Linked DNA regions of Homo sapiens: region 2 is linked to region 1. Evidence: read pairs that join two places in POLR2A ChIA-PET (ENCODE). Cell type or tissue: GM12878. All regions are shown on one strand. Links, peaks and the distances in the headings refer to the core of each region. The heading gives the core; the rest is flanking DNA. Region 1 holds the start of MCM5 (minichromosome maintenance complex component 5). Region 2 overlaps RBFOX2 (RNA binding fox-1 homolog 2).

Evidence for each region. Peaks named below come from ENCODE experiments on the same cell type or tissue, not always from the same donor. Only the 100,000 strongest peaks of a DNase experiment are listed, where the experiment ranks them.
Region 2: POLR2A ChIA-PET joins it to region 1 with 5 read pairs; 3 of 35 experiments call an interaction of 5 or more read pairs at or near these places.

The regions. Positions count from the first base shown.
Region 1 is chr22:35,399,714-35,409,637 of GRCh38, forward strand. It overlaps MCM5 (minichromosome maintenance complex component 5), which reads left to right and starts at 427. Exons shown (of 17, transcript NM_006739.4): 1 at 427-495; 2 at 718-892; 3 at 3,494-3,620; 4 at 3,701-3,829; 5 at 6,840-7,012; 6 at 8,695-8,850. The coding sequence starts at 726. RefSeq lists enhancers at 1-21, 32-191. In GM12878, for the core only: no CTCF peak of the experiment used is centred there; no DNase peak of the experiment used is centred there; H3K4me3 peaks cover 451 bases; H3K27ac peaks cover 166 bases.
Region 2 is chr22:36,012,247-36,022,170 of GRCh38, forward strand. All of the region lies in intron 1 of RBFOX2 (RNA binding fox-1 homolog 2), which reads right to left. Among named protein-coding and RNA genes, the nearest start is that of RBFOX2, 12 kb to the right of the region's middle. In GM12878, for the core only: no CTCF peak of the experiment used is centred there; a DNase peak (open chromatin) is centred at 5,495.

The sequences.
Region 1 (9,924 bases), core at 3,504-7,503:
CTGAGGCGGAAGGATTGCTTGAGCCCAAGAGGTTGAGGCTACAGTAAGCCGTGATCCAGCCACTGCACTCCATCCCCGGCAACACAACGAGACCATGCGTCAGGAAAAAAAAAAAAAAACCAAGAAAATAAAAAAGAAACCACCTAAAGGCGTCCTCCGCGCGCCCGCCCCTCCGCCATCTTTGCGTCCGCCCCGTCCTGCGCCGCCACTTCCTTCCCAGCCAGAAGTTTCGCGCCAAATTGTTCCGCACACAAAATGGAGCCCGGAAGGAGGCGAGGTCATGCACTTTGCAGCCAATCATCTTCGGCAGACAGTCCGGGCGGCGGGGCTGGAGGGCTCAGAACGGTCCAATCGCTGGCCGCGAGGCTCCGGCGAACCAATGGGAGCGCAGCGGCTGCGGCGTCCGAACACCGCCTCTTGTTTTTCCCGCGAAACTCGGCGGCTGAGCGTGGAGGTTCTTGTCTCCCCTGGTTTGTGAAGTGCGGAAAACCAGAGGTGAGGCTAGTGGGAGTGGGACTGGGACTGGGAGCCAGCAGGCATCTGGATTTCCGGGTGTAGTTGGAGTGGGACAGGAGTTTCTCGGGAACTGGGGTTGGAGTCCGGGAGCGCGGCCGGGGGTCCCCCTGCTCCGGACTCAGGGCAGGGACCCAGGCGTCGGAGGGGAGGAGGTGCCAGGCGCTGCCCCCAGCCTGTTCTGGCCGTTTGTTCCCACCCCAGGCGCAGTCATGTCGGGATTCGACGATCCTGGCATTTTCTACAGCGACAGCTTCGGGGGCGACGCCCAGGCCGACGAGGGGCAGGCCCGCAAATCGCAGCTGCAGAGGCGCTTCAAGGAGTTCCTGCGGCAGTACCGAGTGGGCACCGACCGCACGGGCTTCACCTTCAAATACAGGTGCGGCTCCTGCGGGGCCGGGGGCTCGAGTTCCAGTGTGGCCGCTCACACGCCTCTACCAGCCTGCTAGAGTCCTGGACAGTCAGGGCACAGATGGGCCCAGACGGGGGAAAGAGCCGGTCCTGGGTCACAGGGCTCATCCCGGCAGCCTCACGCCTTGGTATAAGGCTTTGTGTATTTTGTTTTACTTTATTTTATTTTATTTTATTATTAACGTATTTGTTTATTATTTTGAGACGGAGTCTCGCTCTGTCGCCAGGCTGGAGTGCAGTGGCACGATCTCGGCTCACTGCAACCTCCGCTTCCCGGGTTCAAGCGATTCTTGTGCCTCAGCCTCCCGAGTAGGTGGGACTACCCCCGCCATCACCACGCCCGGATAATTTTTTGTAATTTTAGTAGAGATGGGGTTTCGCCATGTTCGCCAGGCTGCTCTCGAACTCCTGACCTCAAGTGATCCACCCGCCTCAGTCTCCCAAAGTGCTGGGATTACAGGCGTGAGCCACCGTGCCCGGCCTGCTTTGTGTATTTTATCTGTACCTGGAGTTAACTTCTGGGTGAGTCACCTGTTGAGTGGGCCACCAGCAACCAGCTAGCGCCACTTGGACCGTTTAGTTCTTTATCCAGATCTTGTTCCTGTTCATCTGCTTCCTATCATCCTTCCATGTCATGTCTGAGACCTTACAAACTCAAGTTCCCTGTAGGTGTAAAAGGTGAAGATGGCAGTTAGGATTCACTTCACTTCGCTCATTCATTTATTTATACCAGTCTTGCACCTTCATTGATTGAGCACCTGCTGCCTGCCAGATACTGTTCTGGGTGCTGGGCTGCAGCACTGAAGCTGGACCTGGCTCCTGCTTCTAGGTGATTGTACGACCTGTGACATCATGAGAATTCTCATAGGCCCGGCCTCTATCCCTGAAATGTTAAAATGCAGAGAACATGAGGTTGCAGGTTCAGCACTGGCCCATTATTAGCTGAGTGACTTCCAGGTGTCAGTGTCTCTGGGCCTCACCAGGCCAGAAATGGGTAAAGCCATTCCTGCTTTCACTTACTCATGCAGCAGCTGATATTGCCCACCTGTGTGCCAGGCACTGCGCTACAAAGATGAAAAGACGTGCTTCTTGTCCTAGAGAAGCTCCTAAGTCAGAGGAGTGAGTCGTGAAGACCAACAGATAACTTCCACGGTGGTCATTTCCTCCACAGAGGAAGGTGAAAGGACTTAGGGAAGTTTTCCGGGGGGCTGAAGTTTGAGGGGACCTTTGAGCTAAGGTCAGAGTTGCAGGTGTAGAAAGCTTTCTGTCTAGGTAGGAGCAATTGCTTGTGTAGAGGTGTGGGGTGTCCTCACAGCAAGTGGCTTTCAGTAGCAGTCTGGCCATTTTACTGGCTCCTGGACATAAGGGAGACGGGGCTCAGGCCTGTGATACTGCGAGGCTGGGGAACAGCCTGTGCGTTGGTCAGTGGTCCCCAAATATGTTCTTGCCACAGCAGTCACATGGGATGCTCTGCTAAGCATCTGGGCTGGACGCAGTGGCTCATGCTTGTAATTCCGACGCTTTGGGAGGCTGATGCCAATGGATCATTTGACCCCAGGAGTTCAAGACCTGGCTGGGCAACATAGTGAAACCCAGGCTCTATTTAAAAAAAAACAGTCTGACTAGAGGTTGATAAGGCAGATGTGTTTTCTGCTGCCTTGGTGCCTCCAGTTTTTTTGTTGTTTTGTTTTTTGTTTTTTTTTTTTTGAGATGGAGTCTCGCTCTGTCACCCAGGTTTGAGTACAGTGGCGTGATCTTGGCTCACTGCAACTGCTGCCTGCCGGGTTCAAGTGATTCTCCTGCCTCAGTCCCCCAAGTAGCTAGGATTACAGGCATCCGCCACCACACCCGGCTAGGTTTTTTTTTTTGTATTTTTAGTAGAGATGGGGTTTCTCCATGTTGGTGAGGCTGGTACCTTTTTGGTTTTTTTTTTTGAGACAGAGTCTCAGTCTGTCGCCCAGGCTGGAGTGCCCTGGCGAGATCTCTGGTCACTGCAGCCTCCACCTCTGGGGTTCAGGCATTCTCATGCCTCAGTAGCTGGGACTACAGGCGTATGCTACCATGCCCGGCTAATCTTCGTATTTTTAGTAGAGACTGGGTGTTGCCATGTGGCCCAGGCTGGTGTTGAACTCCTGGCCTCAAGTAATCCACCCTCCTCAGCTTCCTAAAGTGTTGGGATTACAGGCATGAGCCACCTCACTGGGCCCCAAGTTTGAGCTGTGTGCATTGTTCTTTTCCAAGAGAAGTTAAAGGCTCTGCGGAGTCCTTCAGTGACAGAACTGGTTTGTTGTTTTGTGCACGCTGGCCTGGGTGTTGAAACATCCTTTGACTGTCTTGTGGACCCCTTCCATGGAGCTTTCTTTAGGGCATGCCTGTGCCAGCAGTGAGTAGCCTCTGCAGGGTTAAATAATGGAATGATCTGGAATTAGATGTGTGTTTGGGAAGAGGAATGGTGAGGTCATGGTGGCTGTGGTGTGGGCAGATTCAGGGGTGCAGGCACACCTCAGCCAGTGTTGGTTTCCTCTTCTTTGCACCCTTCCTGCCCCACCCTGCTATGTGCCCACTCCAGGGATGAACTCAAGCGGCATTACAACCTGGGGGAGTACTGGATTGAGGTGGAGATGGAGGATCTGGCCAGCTTTGATGAGGACCTGGCCGACTACTTGTACAAGCAGCCAGCCGAGCACCTGCAGCTGGTGAGTGGGACCCCATCCCTGAGCTTCCCAGGGCTGCTCTGCCCCAGTTACTAATAGCCTGTGCCCTTCCCTTTCTCCAGCTGGAGGAAGCTGCCAAGGAGGTAGCTGATGAGGTGACCCGGCCCCGGCCTTCTGGGGAGGAGGTGCTCCAGGACATCCAGGTCATGCTCAAGTCGGACGCCAGCCCTTCCAGCATTCGTAGCCTGAAGGTGGGTCGGAGGGCAGTGGCTGCTGCATGGTGCAGAGGGCTTTGGATGCAGCCAGACCTGAGTGCTAGCTGTGTGGCCTTGAGTGAGGCACTTGACCTTTCTGAACCTGTCTCCTCCTGGAGACAAAAGGATCGTTTGTTGTTTTTTGCTTTTTGTTATGAAAAATTACACACCCAAAAGCAGAGAGTAGTATAATGAATCCCATAAAGCTTCACCCAGATTTAATAATTAACATTTTGTGTTGTTTCCTATTTTGTCCTTTTTCTTTTTTGCTAAAGAATTTTAAAGTAAATTCATGCACAGTGGCTCATGCCTCTAATCTTAGCACTTTGGGAGGCCGAGGGAGGAAGATTGCTTGATACCGGGAGTTTGAGACCCTGGCTCTCCAAAAAACAAAACAAAAAAAAAACAAAAAAAACAAAGCTAGGTATGCTGGCATATGCCTATAGTCCAGGCTACTTGGAAGGCTGAAGTGGGAGGATCAAGGGGCCTAGGAATTTGAGGTTACAGTGAGCTCTGATTGTGCCTCTCAGCACTTTAGCCTGGGTGACAGAGCAAGACCCTGTCTCTAAAAATAAAAAATAAATTACAGACATGACACTTTATCCCGAAAAAAAAAAGTTTTCTTACATAGTCTCATTAGCACCTCAACTGAAACATCAAAGATCTCTTAGTATCATTGAATATACAGTCTAGATTCAGATTGACCAAATTACCTCACATGACTCTTACAGCTCGTGTGTCTCAGCCAGGACCAGGCATTGTACTGGATTGTTGTTTAAATCTCTTTTAATCCAGGACAGCTTCCTTTACTCTGGGTGTAAGTTCTTTCACAGATACATTATTGATTTGCTAAAGAAGCAGGAGCCATTATCCTGTAGAATGTGCTGCCTTTTAGATTTATCTGAAGGCCTCCTTGGGGTGGTTACAACATACCCCTTCCCCCCCGTGATTTTTGGAAGCTGGAAGTTAGATGCAAAGGCCTGACTGTGTTTCGATTTCACATACCGGGCAAGAACGCTTATGGGTGGTATTGGATCCCTCATTGCATCCCTCCATCCACTATGCTGAGACTGACCAGGTGCTAGGTTGAGGTGGTGATGGTCACTTTATTGTAATGATGCAGGCATGGAGTCTTGAATTCCGCCTCCCCAGCCTCGCTTCTGCTTCCCACAGCCTCTTCCTGCTTTCTTTGAGAGCCCCAGCAAAACTTCTGCTCATGTCTGGTTCTCTCGTTCAGCCGGAGGAGGGCATTGAGAAACGGAGACAAGGTGGAGAGAGATTGTCCCAGTCCTGTACACTAGTGGCTCAGGAGCTTTGTGAAGGGCAAGGGCTGGCCATAGGAAGGAGTGGATCGGCTGAGAATTTATGTTTTACTTTTTATTATGGATAATTCAAACATTAGAATATAAAGAGAATCGTATAACGAATCCTCTTGTACTCATCACCCAGCTTAATAATTAGCAACTAGAGGCCAATTTTTTTTTTTTTTTTTTTTTGAGATGGAGTTTTTGCTCTTGTTGCCCAGGCTGGAGTGCAGTGGCACGATCTCAGCTCACTGCAACTTCCGCCTCATGGGTTCAAGTGATTCTCCTGCCTCAGCCCCCCAAGTGGTTGGAATTACAGGCACACACCACCACGCCCGGCTAATTTTTAGTAGAGATGGGGTTTCACCATGTTGGCCAGGCTGGTCTCGAACTCCTGACCTCAGGTGATCCATAGATGCCAAATCTTGTTTCATCTGTGGCCCTGGAGTTCTTTTGAAACAAGTCCCATACATCATATAATTTGATCTGGAACTATTTCTCCATGTATCTCTAAAAGATGAATCTCTTTTTTTTTGAGACGGAGTTTGACTCTGTCGCCCAGGATGGAGTGCAGTGGCATGATCTCAGCTCACTGTAACCCCTGCTTCCCCGGTTCAAGCAATTCTCCGGCCTCAGCCTCCCGAGTAGCTGGGATTACAGGCATATGCCATCACACCTGGCTAATTTTTGTATTTTTAGTAGAGACGGGGATTCACCATGTTGGCCAGGCTGGTCTCGAACTCCCGATCTCAAGTGATCCGTCCGCCTCGGCCTTCCAAAGTGTCGGTATTACAGGCGTGATCCACTGCACCCAGCCTTTGAAGAGTCATTTTTAAAGGCATAGCTACAATAACATCACACTTAAAAATTAACATTACGGCCGGGCGCGGTGGCTCATGCCTGTAATCCCAGCATTTTGGGAGGCCGAGGCCAGTGAATTGCCTGAGGTCAAGAGTTCGAGACCAGCCTGGCCAACATAGTGAAACCCCGTCTCTACTAAAAATACAAAAAGTTAGCTGGACATGGTGGCAGTTACCTGTAATCCCAGCTACTTGGGAGGCTGAGGCAGGAGAATCGCTTGAACCCGGGAGGCGGAGGTTGCAGTAAGCCGAGATCCTGCCATTGCACTCCAGCCTTGGCGACACAGCAAGACTCTGTCTCAAAAAAAAAAAAAGAAAAAAGAAAAAATATTACTGCCTTATTGTCCGGTGTGGGAATAGTCATTAAGATGGGGAAACTGAGGCTCAAAGAGAAGTGACCCAGACAGAAGACCACACAGCAGGTTTTGACAGAACTTGAACTAGAATGTGGGCCCCTGCCTCCCAGGTTTGTTCTGTGTTGTACTCTACAGGTCCAAGGATGTCGCCATCAGAGCTGGGGTCAGGTCTCTCTCCTGGCACCTGCCACTTTGTAGTGAAATGTGCTTAGTGTATCTCTTGCCCTGCCACCTCCCCCCCCAATTGTGCTGCGAGGTCTTTAAAAGCAGGAGCTGTGCCTGAGGCTCCTCTGAACCCCAGGGTCCAGATAGCCTGGCACTGGGTGGATGCTCTGGAAGCATTTTTTGAGCGGAACAGAAGAGCTGTGGCCCTCCCTGCAGCTCTGTGCCCACCTCCTCCAGGCTCCTGCCCAGGATATTTACTGGCATATCTCAGATGCGTCCTGGCTCCCCTTAACCAACAAGCTTCCCGATGGCTCTATTACAGTCGGACATGATGTCACACCTGGTGAAGATCCCTGGCATCATCATCGCGGCCTCTGCGGTCCGTGCCAAGGCCACCCGCATCTCTATCCAGTGCCGCAGCTGCCGCAACACCCTCACCAACATTGCCATGCGCCCTGGCCTCGAGGGCTATGCCCTGCCCAGGAAGTGCAACACGTGAGTCTGTGGCCCAGAGGGACTGTGGGAGGTGACCTGAGTGAAGATCAGAAAGGATGAGAACAAGTAGCAAGCACTGCCTGCAGCTGCTTCTAGAGATCCACTGGGATGGGCTGGGCAGGGGTGTGCCCTTAGGATTGGCACAGATCTGATGCCCTGTGGCTCTGAGACACCATGAACAGGGTCCCTCTACATTGGTGACTTCTGTCTCACCAGGATACCCAGACAGCGTTGTAGGGAACCCAGGGTTGGGAGGGAAAAGCAGTCCAGGGTAATGAGTCTACTTGGAATCTTCTGAAGCAAACTATGGTTTGCTCACTAGGCCAGATCTAGCCTGCTGACCCTATGGCCCAGGAACACGTTCGTTCATTTAAGTATTGCCCACAGCTGGTTTCGCACTACAAAGGCAGGGTATGTGGCCTCTTGGCTGGCAGAACCTGGAATGCACATCCTCCGGCCCTTTCTAGAAAATGTTTGCTGCCCCCAGTCTGAAGGAACCCCACCCTCTTCACTGGCTGCTCTTTCTTGGCTCCTTCGCTGGTGCCTCCTCAGCTTCCCATCCACCTGTGGCACAGCTGCCTCATTCCATGCTGTTGACATCTCTCACTTGGAGAGGCACGCTACCTCCTCCCTGATCCCCCGCGTCCACCCTCCACCCCCTCAGTCTGTTTTCCACCCAGCAGCCAGGTGTCCCTTGACACTCAGGTGGTCCAGTCATTTACTTCTTAGTCAAGTCCTGCACAGCCCACCACGATCTGCTCCTGGCTTCCCCAGGCCTCGCTGCCCCTCCTCTCTCCAGGCCCGGCCTCACTGCCTCCTTCCTGTTTCTGGAATACACTGACTACCCCCAGTCTCACTGCCTTTGACCTTGCTGTTTCCTCTACTGGGAGTGCTGTTCCTCAAGCTACCATAGTCTGTGTCCTCACTTCTTCAGGCTTCTCTTCACATGTCCCCTTACCAGGGGCATCTTGCCCAACCCTTCATCTTCAGTTTGGTGTGCACGTACCTCGTCTCTCCCACACCTGCCTACTTTTTTACTTTTCTTCACAGCATGTAGCTGTCACTCTTTAATATGATTGTTTGCTTGTATGTCTTTTCAGCCTCCCTTGATAGGAACTTAGGCTCCACAAGAGCAGGGACCTTTTTGTTCAGTGCTGTGCCCCCTGCACCTGGAATAGTGTCAGACACATAGTAGGTTTTGCTATGATGTTTACTTCTTTATGTTGCTATAATATCTATTGAATAATGACATAATTACCTAGGGATACGTAGAGGCTTAGACCCTCAGAATGGTCTAGAACTGCCTAGAATCCCACTGGAAAAGATCTTGGGATTTGAGTGGGGCTTTAGTAAGAGAATTGATGAACTAGCTCTTCACCCATGAGGACACCATGATCCTGCAAGAAGACCGAGTGTGACCTGTCTGCCTCCTCTCAGCAAGTTAATGGAAGGACCCAGCCTCAAGCAGTTCCCTTGACTCTTAATCCAGTGCTAGGTCCGTCAGTGTTGCCTTCCTTTCTTACCTCCAGGCAGCGTTGCCTGCCTGGCTTATCTCCAGCTTATTCTGGAGACCCCCATAAATTGCCGCTGGCAACGTCTCCTTGCTGGCTCCTGGGATGAATGAGCCCTGCCTTTGGATTCTCCAGGTAGCTTTGGTGACTCTTTTCCCTTACCTTGTACAGAGATCAGGCTGGGCGCCCCAAATGCCCATTGGACCCGTACTTCATCATGCCCGACAAATGCAAATGCGTGGACTTCCAGACCCTGAAGCTGCAGGAGCTGCCTGATGCAGTCCCCCACGGGGAGATGCCCAGACACATGCAGCTCTACTGCGACAGGTGAGGCAGACGGGCTGGGAGGTGGGCATCTACGACGGTGGATGTCCCAGCTGTGGCCCTAACCCGAGTGTTGGGAGTGGGTCATCTGGAGCAGGGTGAGTAGGGTGGAGAAGGTGGCCAGTTGCAGAGCACCTGCTCTGTGCCTAATGCTTCCATAAGTTCCTCTCATCTCGTCTTTCCATAATCTGCAGGGGCATGTCAGCCCCATTTTGCAGATGAGGAAATGTAACTTGGAGAGATTAAATGACTTCCTGTGTGGAGGAGAGCCGGGCTTTCAGCCTATGTGCATTGCTTTCCAAAGTCTGTGTTCTTCTTAGGATAAGAGGCCCAGGATGCACAGCTAGATAACCAATAGCTGGCAAAGCCTCTTCCCAGCCTGACACCCCACCTCCTACCCCAGGCTTTCTTTTTTTTTTTGAGACGGAGTCTGGCTCTGTAGCCCAGGCTGGAGTGCAGTGGCGCGATCTCGGCTCACTGCAAGCTCCACCTCCTGGGTTAATGCCATTCTCCGGCCTCAGCCTCCCGAGTAGCTGGGACTACAGGCGCCCTCCACCATGCCCAGCTAATTTTTTGTATTTTTTAGTAGAGATGAGGTTTCACCTTGTTAGCCAGGATGGTCTCGATCTCCTGACCTCATGATCCGCCCGCCTTGGCCTCCCAGAGTGCGTGGATTACAGGCGTGAGCTACTGCGCCCAGCGTACCCCAGGCTTTCTGTTAAGATCCTGCTGAACAGCCACGGTGGCTCATGCCTGTAATCCCAGCACTTGGAGCGGCTGAGACAGGAGGATTGCTTGAGGCCAGGAGTTCAAGACCAGCCTGGGCAACATACTGAGACCCTGTATCTAAAAAAAAAAAATTTATTAGCTGGGTGTTGGGGCAGACACCTATAATCCCAGCTACTTGGGAGGCTGAGGTGGGAGAATCACTTGACCCCAGAAGGTTGAGGTTGCAGTGAGCTGTGATTACACCACTCCACTCTAGCCTGGGTGACAGAGCGAGACCCTGTCTCAAAAAGGAAAACAAAAAAGATTCTACTGAGGGGGAGAGGGTACTGAGCTTGGGCCCCTCATAGT
Region 2 (9,924 bases), core at 3,878-7,877, 610 kb after region 1:
TTTCAGTCTTAAGGGCCATGAAAAGGCACTGGATAAAGAGCCACAAGATCTGGGTAAAAGCATCAGCTTTGCCACTTCCTAGTCATGAGGCTTAGAGAGGTATATTTTCAGCTGAAACATGGGAAGAATCATCACCTATCTTTCAGGGTTGTTGAAGAGAATAAATAAGGGCCTGCACGAAAGCATTTTATAAACTGTAAAACATAACACGGAAGCTGGGTGCAGCTGCTTGGAAGGCTGAGGTGGCAGAATCGCTTGAGGAGTTCAAGGCTGCAGTGAGCTATGATCCCACCACTGCACTCCAGCCTGAGTGATGCACTCCAGCCTGAGTGACTAAGAATATCTCTTAAAAATAATAATAACATAAATGTAATTGTTGAGTATTACGAGCAATTTTAGTCACCATGCTTCAAATCTGGAGGGTGACTATAGAAAAAGCAACACAAATTATTAAGATTTAAAAAAATAGATTGTATAAGGGCTAATATATCTTTTTCAACAAACATTTATCAGTTCTTTTTTTTGTTTGTTTTTTTGAGACAGAGTCTCACTCTGTCACCCGGGCTGGAGTGCAGTGGCATGATCTCGGCTCACTGCAACCTCCGCCTCCCAAATTCAAGCGATTCTCCTACCTCAACCACCCAAGTAGCTGGGATTACAGGTGTCTGCCACTACGCCCAGCAAATTTTTTTTATTTTTAGTAGAGATGGGGTTTCAACCTGTTGGCCAGGCTGATCTCAAACTCCTGACCTCGTGATTCGCCCGCCTCGGCTTCCCAAAATGCTGGGATTACAGGTGTGAGCCACTGAGCCCGGACTACTCAGTTCTTATTATATTATATCCTGGGCACAAGGCTACAAAAGTTAACAGATTTTTCCTTAGCTGGGCATGGTGGCACATGCCTATGGTCTCACCTACTTGGGAGGCTGAAGCAGAGGACTGCTTGAGCCCAGGAGTTCAAGGTTGCAGTGAGCTATGATTTCGCCACTGCACTCCAGCCTGGGTGACAGAGTGAGACCCTCTAAAAGAAAAAGATTGTTCCTGCCTTTAAGAAAGAATTCAAAAAGCACTTGGGGACAAGAATAAGAAAATAGGACTGAGTAATAATAATAAAAATGGCTATTACATAATAGAATACCTACTACGTGTCAGGCCCTGAACTAAGCACATTACATACAGTATCGCTTTTTAATTCTTACACTAATCCTATAACACATTTTACAAAGAAAGCTGAGGCTTAGATAAGTTAAGTCACTTAACCAAGATCCCACAGCTGTGAAGTGGAAATGCTGGTACACCACCTAAGGTTTGTCTGTCTGCAAGGCCATTCTATTTTTTTATAATCTCAGAGTGGTAAAACCTTCACTAAGCATCACACAAACACACACACACACACACACACAGAGAGAGAGAGAGAGAGAGAGACCACTAATGAAAACTTTAATAGACCTTTTTACATTTGAAAAAGTAGCCTCTGATATAGGAAATGGAGAAAAGCAAGGAGCAAAAAATACAGAGAGTATGCTAATATTTGTGTCAAAAAGAAAGGAGGGGGGATAACAGACAAATTAGTAACAGTGGTTACTTGTTTGGTAAAGGGGATAGGGACACATAGGAAGCAGAAATGAAAAGGAGACATTTCATTACATATGTATTTATGAATTTAGAGTTAGGAATTAACTTACCGGTAGGGAATCTGGGCGTAAATCCTGGTTTGGAAAACGCTACACAATAGTTCAGCATCACAACGTCTGCTTATGAAAAGTGTAGTGTGATAGGTTTTTTTTTTAATGTGTTTAATTCTAATGTCCAAAGTTATTTAACTTTTTTTGGTGGGGGGCTGGGGCATGGGCAGGATGATACCTATTATCATTTCTTTTTTTTTTTTTTATTGAGACAGAGTCTCACTCTGTCGCCCAGGCTGGAGTGCAGTGGCGCAATCGCGGCTCACTGCAAGCTCCGCCTCCTGGGTTCACGCCATTCTCCTGCCTCAGCCTCTCCGAGTAGCTGGGACTACAGGCACCCGCCACCACGCCCAGCTAATTTTTTGTATTTTTAGTAGAGACGGGGTTTCACCGTGGTCTCGATCTCCTGACCTCGTGATCCGCCCGCCTCAGCCTCCCAAAGTGCTGGGATTACAAGCGTGAGCCACCGCGCCCGGCCACCTGTTATCATTTCTTAAAGAGCAATCAATACAATACAGCTTGGGATACTAGAATTAAATAATTTCCTAACTTAAAACAGAATGCTGAATGAGTCAAAATTTTTAGGTTTCTTTAAGCTCGGGGATACCAAAGTATTTACTACTTGCTTCTAACACTGCAAAAAATAACCCATAGTAAAGCTAAAATCCAAAAGGGGTAAATGATACCTACACCAAACTCAAGAAAGTCAAATAAGGGATTCTTAAAATAAGCTTCTCATTATTGAAAAAAAGCAAAGCCTACAGAGTAACACTTATTTCACACCACTCCTAGAGAAAGAAACGCAGAGTAAGCATAAAAGAAAATTGCGCATGCACACACAGATACAGGTTATCTATTAATCATAGCATTTTTATACAGCTGACAAAAATCACTAGAAGTCCCTGATAAGCGCCTCTCTGAAGGGCTACTACATGCACTTAACACACTTTAATGCTTACGTATGAAGGTAGGAAATGCCAAAGTTAACCAACTGATCTCCAACACTGTAAAACACAGCCAGCTCAGAGCTAAAATGCTGCTGCAAAAAGATCTATTCAGTATCATGACAAGCAGCTAAAGACTTTTAACAAAGCAGAGGGACAGAAGATGTCTATAATGAGTAATGAACAGCACCTGGGAATGGAGAGGCGCTAGCTAACAGAAAAATTAGTTTCTAAACCCAAATACAGACCTTTTGAGTATGACCAGCATTACCTCAAAGTCTTGGATGATATCAAAATTTGCCAATTTATTATCAGCTTAATAAGAGTCATGTATGAAACTATGACTTCTAGTTCAAATATAACACAAAACATAGTAAAATCTTATGTAAGTATGTAACTAATGCAGACATATATGAAACGGACTGCTTAAGCAATAGCTGAATAGCAGTACTCTGCATTCTTTTAAACAAGGTGTGCATAGCATAAGACCAGGGTCAGACTTTCAGGACAAGTACTACCAACTCCCTGTAAGCTTTGCCAAAGGGGAAACTTCCTGAAGTTCCAACAAAGTCTTCAAACCCACTGTGCCAGCCACTAACAGTAACCATGTTCCTGGAAGCTTGTATATGAGAAGCAAACCAATGAGTTAAGCTTTGTGGATGTTGGGAGCCACCACAAAACATCTTTCAATTTTGCCAGTTTTCACTTTGAAATCACACAATCCTATCTTATCCCCTAGAAACTAAGAAACAGCAGGTGAAAGCTGTCAAAGCCACATATTCAGACTAATTAGGGGACAAGCCAGTCTGATTAGGGGATAGCGACCTCATTTGCAGATGCTTTTGCAGATGAAGGAGAAGCTGAATATGGAGAAATTTAATCGGGGCAGGGGGCTAAAAAAAGATCTACAATTCCTGCCTTTTACCCGAAATTATTACTTACCCTCCCAAGAATTTTTGTGGACCACTGAACTGAAGAAGGAAAAGAAAGAAAAAGGGAGAAAACAAACTTTAGGCTGTAAGTGTGACTGTATAAAAATCCCTGAGAGGATGAATTATGAAACTAAACTCCATGCAACAGGGCTAACTATGTAGCTGCTTTTCCACTTGCCTAATGGCCCAAGACAAATAGAGCAGGGCCATCCAGGAGTCCCAACAACTTCCAGGAAAATGGAACCAACGTCCTCCTGTCTCAGAACAAGCCACATACCCCCTGAAAGTAACCCCTAAGTGAAATCCATATAGATCTGCTTTGAAAATCACTCTGGCTGGCAACAATTAAGGCCCACTCCTTCAAACAATTCCAATTTGTATGGGAAAAAGCTTCTTAAAAGAAAAAAAAAAGCAATTGAAAGAAATTTCTATGAGCCTCTGCCCAAAAGTATTCCAACTCAAGCAACTGCTGCAGGCCACATTCAGACACCCCCAGTCTCCCCAGGCCCTGTCTGTAGTTCCTCTAGTTTTACTCACATAGCTTCTGCCTCCACCCCAATCCCCAGAGCTAGGAGAGTCCCACGGCCACACCACCCATCCCTCATGATAAATCATGCTTTGCTTGTGGTATTTCCAGTTAGAATCTGACAAAAATCAATGCAGCCAGAAAAAAAAAATACATCAACAATATGCCTCCTCAAAAACCACATGCCTGGAATAAAATATCCAATACCCAGTGCAAAATCTCTCTTCTTCAACAACGGAGAAACCAAGGAACCAGCCTATACATGGGAAAAATCCCACACACCAAGGTGTTACCTGGGGACCTAAGTCCCTAAGAAAACCCACGTCTTATGGCTGAACACACCCATGTGGAAGTCTAAACCTCAAAGGCTGTTTTCCACCCTTGGGAAAACAGGTTTTTAAGCAGTTATTCCATCACCATCATTTGACAATTCAAGAATGTCATCTACTTCATAAGTGGTATTTATCATGTGTCCTGTGCCTTGAATTTTTGGCAGAAATTTCTAGATGCCACGTAAGTGCAGGACATGTCAGAAGGAAGTGATATATTACAGGCTGCTCTCTCTCATTCCCTTCTCAGAATTCTCTTTATTCATTTAGAATAGAAAAGGCCAGAGGCACTATGAAGTACAATCATTTGCAGCTAAAGAGGTCCCTACTAAACTGGCTGGAACAGGCAAGGATTATACAGGACCCCAAACCAGAAGCTGAAAGTGAAGTCGGAGGGGAGAACAACAGCCAGAGAGAATTCTTATAAAATACTTCTATGAATCTATCGCCAAGGCTGAGATTTAAAGGAACACTATCAGACTTCCTTATTTTCAAACATATCCAATATGAGTGATGTGAAAAATACCATGTATTGTGAAGTGTCTCCGCTTGGTATTTTCCCCAGATCCATAAAAACATGTTACAGTGCCGGGCACGTGGCTCATGCCTGTAATCCCAGCACTTTGCAAGCCGAGGCGGGTGGATCATGATGTCAGGAGTTCGAGACCAGCCTGGCCAACATGGTGAAACCCTGTCTCTACTAAAAATACAAAAATTAGCTAGGCTTGGTGGTGGGTGCCTGTAAATCCCAGCTACTCGGGAGGCTGAGGTAGGAGAATTGTTTGAACCCGGGAGGCGGAGGTTGCAGTGAGCCGAGATCATGCCATGGCACTCCAGCCTGGGCAAGAAGAGCAAAAACTCGGTCTCAAAAAAAATAAAAAATAAAAAATAAAGCTATAGTATCCGATGAAATTCACTGGTTGAGAAGAGAAAGGTTAAGGTCCCTAGCTGATCAAATAGTTCTCACCCCAAATGGTGGTAATACATGCGAACTGCTACACTCCAGAATCCTGCAGCAGCACTGTAAAAAGGTAAATCAACAGCCTGCTCCAGCGAACTGGAACAGGTTGGCTCTAATTGCCTCTCTCACTTGTGTGGTTCCTCTTTTCTCCTTAACCACACTATCACAAAGGAGCTTTTTACATATACACACGTGCACTCAATTAATATCTGAACACAGGAAACTAAATATCAGGTTGCTATGCCTACCCAACACATTCTGCAGTTAAATTCTACCCCAGCTTCTGTTTTCAGAGACCCCTCTCTCACCTTTAACCCTGATATCAATGAAAAGATCAGGTTAACATTCACATATCACACAACATGCAGTCTTCACAGGGGATAGAAAGCAGACCAAGGGCCAGACCCCCCAGGGAAAATCTGGATAAACAATTAAAGCCATCTGCAGGCCCCAACTGAGAAGCAGGAAGACAAAGTTCAATTTAACAAAAATGGACAGTTTCTTGACTACTTGGGCCCAGGCATGGTGCTTAATCCTACAGATTCCTAAGGATCTCACAGTCTGGGTAAGCGTGGTGGGGCAGACATTCAATCAAGTATTAATCTAAAAAGTCCTTTAACAGAGCTATAGACATGATGTCTTGGAAGACAGCAGGAGTGTGGGAGACATGGGAATAGTCACAAAAGGCATCCAGGAGGAATCAATATCCAAACTCATTATTAAAGATTGAGCCTTACAAATGTGGGGGTAGAAGAGATGAAGCAGGAACTTTGGGTAGAAGGGAAAGGAACAAAAGCACAGAGGTATTCATTAGCTGGGTGGCACCACATGCTAAGAAAACTATAAGCCACTGGACATGGACTTGGAGGTGGAATGTGGAAAGAGACGGAGCTTGAAAGTTACGCAGAAGTCAGGCCAAACAAGAGAACAGACAATCCTGAGAAAAAACACAAGCTCTCAAAAGATTTTAAGCGTGGAGTAACAAATTGACTCTTTTGTTTTATTTTTGAGACAGAGTCTCACTCTGTCATCCAGGCTGAAGTGCAGTGGCTCGATCTCTCCTCATTGCAACCTCCACCTCCTGGGTTCAAACAATTCTCCTGCCTCAGCCTCCCAAGTAGCTGGGATTACAGGCATGCGCCACCACGCCCAGCTAATTTTTGTATTTTTAGTAGAAACAGGGTTTCATCATGTTGGCCAGGCTGGTCTCGAACTTCTGACCTCAAGTCATCTGCCCGCCTCAGCCTCCCAAAGTGCTGGGATTACAGGCATGAGCCACCGCACCTGGCCAGATTGGCTCTTTTAGATAGATCACTGTGTTAGCAGTCTGGAGAGCGGGTTTGAAGAGACTGAAAAGGGACCACAAGAGACAACACAAAGGCATCCCAGCTCAATTTCCATAGACAAAATGAGAACAAAAAGTGCCACTTTTGAACCAACATACGTAACAAAACTTATAAAATTTGAAACACGACATTTTTACTGTTCCTGCCTTCCATGTACCACTAAAACAGCCAGTGAATCTGTCACCCACCCTCCCAACAGAGATCCCACGGGTTCTAAGAAATCCACATCCCCCCTGCAGACACTGTGATACTGCAGCAGTCCTTTCACTCCTTAGCAAAGAATTGTCTCCCCTTCCTCTGACAAGAGAGACCACAATGACCCAGTTCATTCCACTCCTCCACCCTGGATAATGAGCAAATGAGGTTTCCCCTTTAACACACTGCTCATCTCTAGTAGTTCCCAACTCTGGCACTTAATCAATCAGAAGCACATTAACCACTCCATGCAGATTAAACAGTAAGCAGGAAGTTAGTGAGTGCTGTATAGCAGGATATAAGGAAAGCAAGAAATAAACATGTAGTGCTGGGTTCCTTGATAGGCACCTTAAAGAATCTCAGTTCTCATTACAGTGGTTTATAAGAGTATACATTAATTCTCCCAGTTCACAGATGTGTGAGCAGGAGCTCAGAGATGTTGAATAGCTCATTCATTTGGTAAATGGAGAAGCCAGGATTCAAATCCCAAAATGAGAAGCTCTAAATGGTGTTTATTTACTACACCATATTTCAAGTATATATGGATAACAAATATGATTACATATTAAGGTTAGTAATAAAAATATCTCCCCTTTAAAAACAGAGAAGGGACTCATGGATAGGAAGAATCAATATCATGAAAATGGCCATACTGCCCAAGGTAAACTATAGATTCAATGCCATCCCCATCAAGCTACCAATGACTTTCTTCACAGAATTGGAAAAAACTACTTTGAAGTTCATATAGAACCAAAAAAGAGCCCACATTGCCAAGACAATCCTAAGCCAAAAGAACAAAGCTGGGGGCATCACGCTACCTGACTTCAAATTATACTACAAGGCTATAGTAACCAAAACAGCATGGTACTGGTACCAAGACAGAGATATAGACCAATGGAACAGAACAGAGCCCTCAGAAATAATACCACACATCTACAACCACCTGATCTTTGACAAACCTGACAAAAAACAAGAAATGGGGAAAGGATTCCCTATCTAATAAACGGTGCTGGGAAAACTGGCTAGCCATATGCAGAAAGCTGAAACTGGATCCCTTCCTTACACCTTATACAAAAATTAATTCAAGACGGATTAAAGATTTAAATGTTAGACCTAAAAGCATAAAAACCCTAGAAGAAAACCTAGGCAATACCATTCAGGACATAGGCATGGGCAAGGACTTCATGACTAAAACACCAAAAGCAATGGCAACAAAAGCCAAAATTGACAAATGGGATCTAATTAAACTAAAGAGCTTCTGCACAGCAAAAGAAACCACCATCAGAGTGAACAGGCAACCTACAGAATGGGAGAAAATTTTTACAATCTACCTATCTGACAAAGGGCTAATATCCAGAATCTACAATGAACTCAAACAAATTTACAAGAAAAAATCAAACAATCCCACCAAAAAGTGGGCAAAGGATATGAACAGACACTTCTCAAAAGAAATTTACGCAGCCAACAGACACATGAAAAAATGCTCATCATCACTGGTCATCAGAGAAATGCAAATCAAAACCACAATGAGATACCATCTCACAACAGTTAGAATGGCGATCATTAAAAAGTCAGGAAACAACAGGTGCTGGAGAGGATGTGGAGAAATAGGAACACTTTTACACTGTTGGTGGGACTGTAAACTAGTTCAACCATTGTGGAAGACAGTGTGGCGATTCCTCAAGGATCTAGAATTAGAAATACCATTTGACGCAGCCATCCCATTACTGGGTATATATCCAAAGGATTATAAATCATGCTGCTATAAAGACACATGCACACGTATGTTTACTGCAGCACTATTCACAATAGCAAAGACTTGGAACCAACCCAAATGCCCATCAATGATAAATTGGATTAAGAAAATGTGGCACATATACACCATGGAATACCATGCAGCCCTAAAAAAGGATGAGTTCACGTCCTTTGTAGGAACATGGATGAAGCTGGAAACCATCATTCTGAGCAAACTATCACAAGGACAGAAAACCAAACACTGCATGTTCTCACTCATAGGTGAGAATTAAACAATGAGAACACTTGGACACAGGGTGGGGAACATCACACAATGGGGCCTGTCCTGGGGTGGGGGGAGGGGGGAGGGATAACATTAGGAAATACACCTGATGTAAATGACGAGTTAATGGGTGCAGCCACACCAACATGGCACATGTATACATACATAACAAACCCGCACGTTGTGCACACGTACCCTAGAACTTGAAGTATAATAAAAATAAAAAATAAAAATAAAATAAAAACAGAGAAGGGACATATATCCTACGGTCTCAGATTAAGGGATCACTCACAAAAGTGACAAACGATCACAACTGGAATCTCCAAATGCTACTAAAAAAAAAAAGGTCACTTCTGAGCATTAGTGACCAAAAAATGTTCAGACTCAAATAATCAAAGCAATCTGGCTATCCTCCAGAGAAATATCTCAAATCCTCCACACACTTTCCCCTCAGAGTCCCTAAGACAATGTTTGAAAAAACTCATGGCTGACTGCTCATTCTCTTGAGTAAATGACTTCCCAAACTACTTTGCCCACCCAAATTACAGAAATGCGTCCAGGATTCACATGGCAGTTCTGATCCGATTTGTCCCAATCCTGGCTCAAGCAGCTTTGCTACTTTCCTAACTAGATCAGCATCAGCCAATGGGTTTATTCAAGCTGATCTGTGATGGATTAGATAATGAAACCTTAGCCATGTAAGCTGCCTGCTTGTATTGGGGTTGTAGAGGAGAATAAGAAGAAACTCAATACTCCTAGGGGCCACCTAAAACACCAAATGTACTCACCATCCCTCACTCCATCTGTCTGCTCATGCTCCAATTACTGCCATTTCCTTCCAATCATGTCTGTGGTTCTTCCCTCCTGCCTTTGAAGGAAGTGCACATTTGCCCCAGAATAAAGATGTTTACTATGCTTTACAAATGTATATCAACAAAAATTCAAAGAAATCTGCTTACTAAAATGACTGTCTTTTTCTACAAATTATT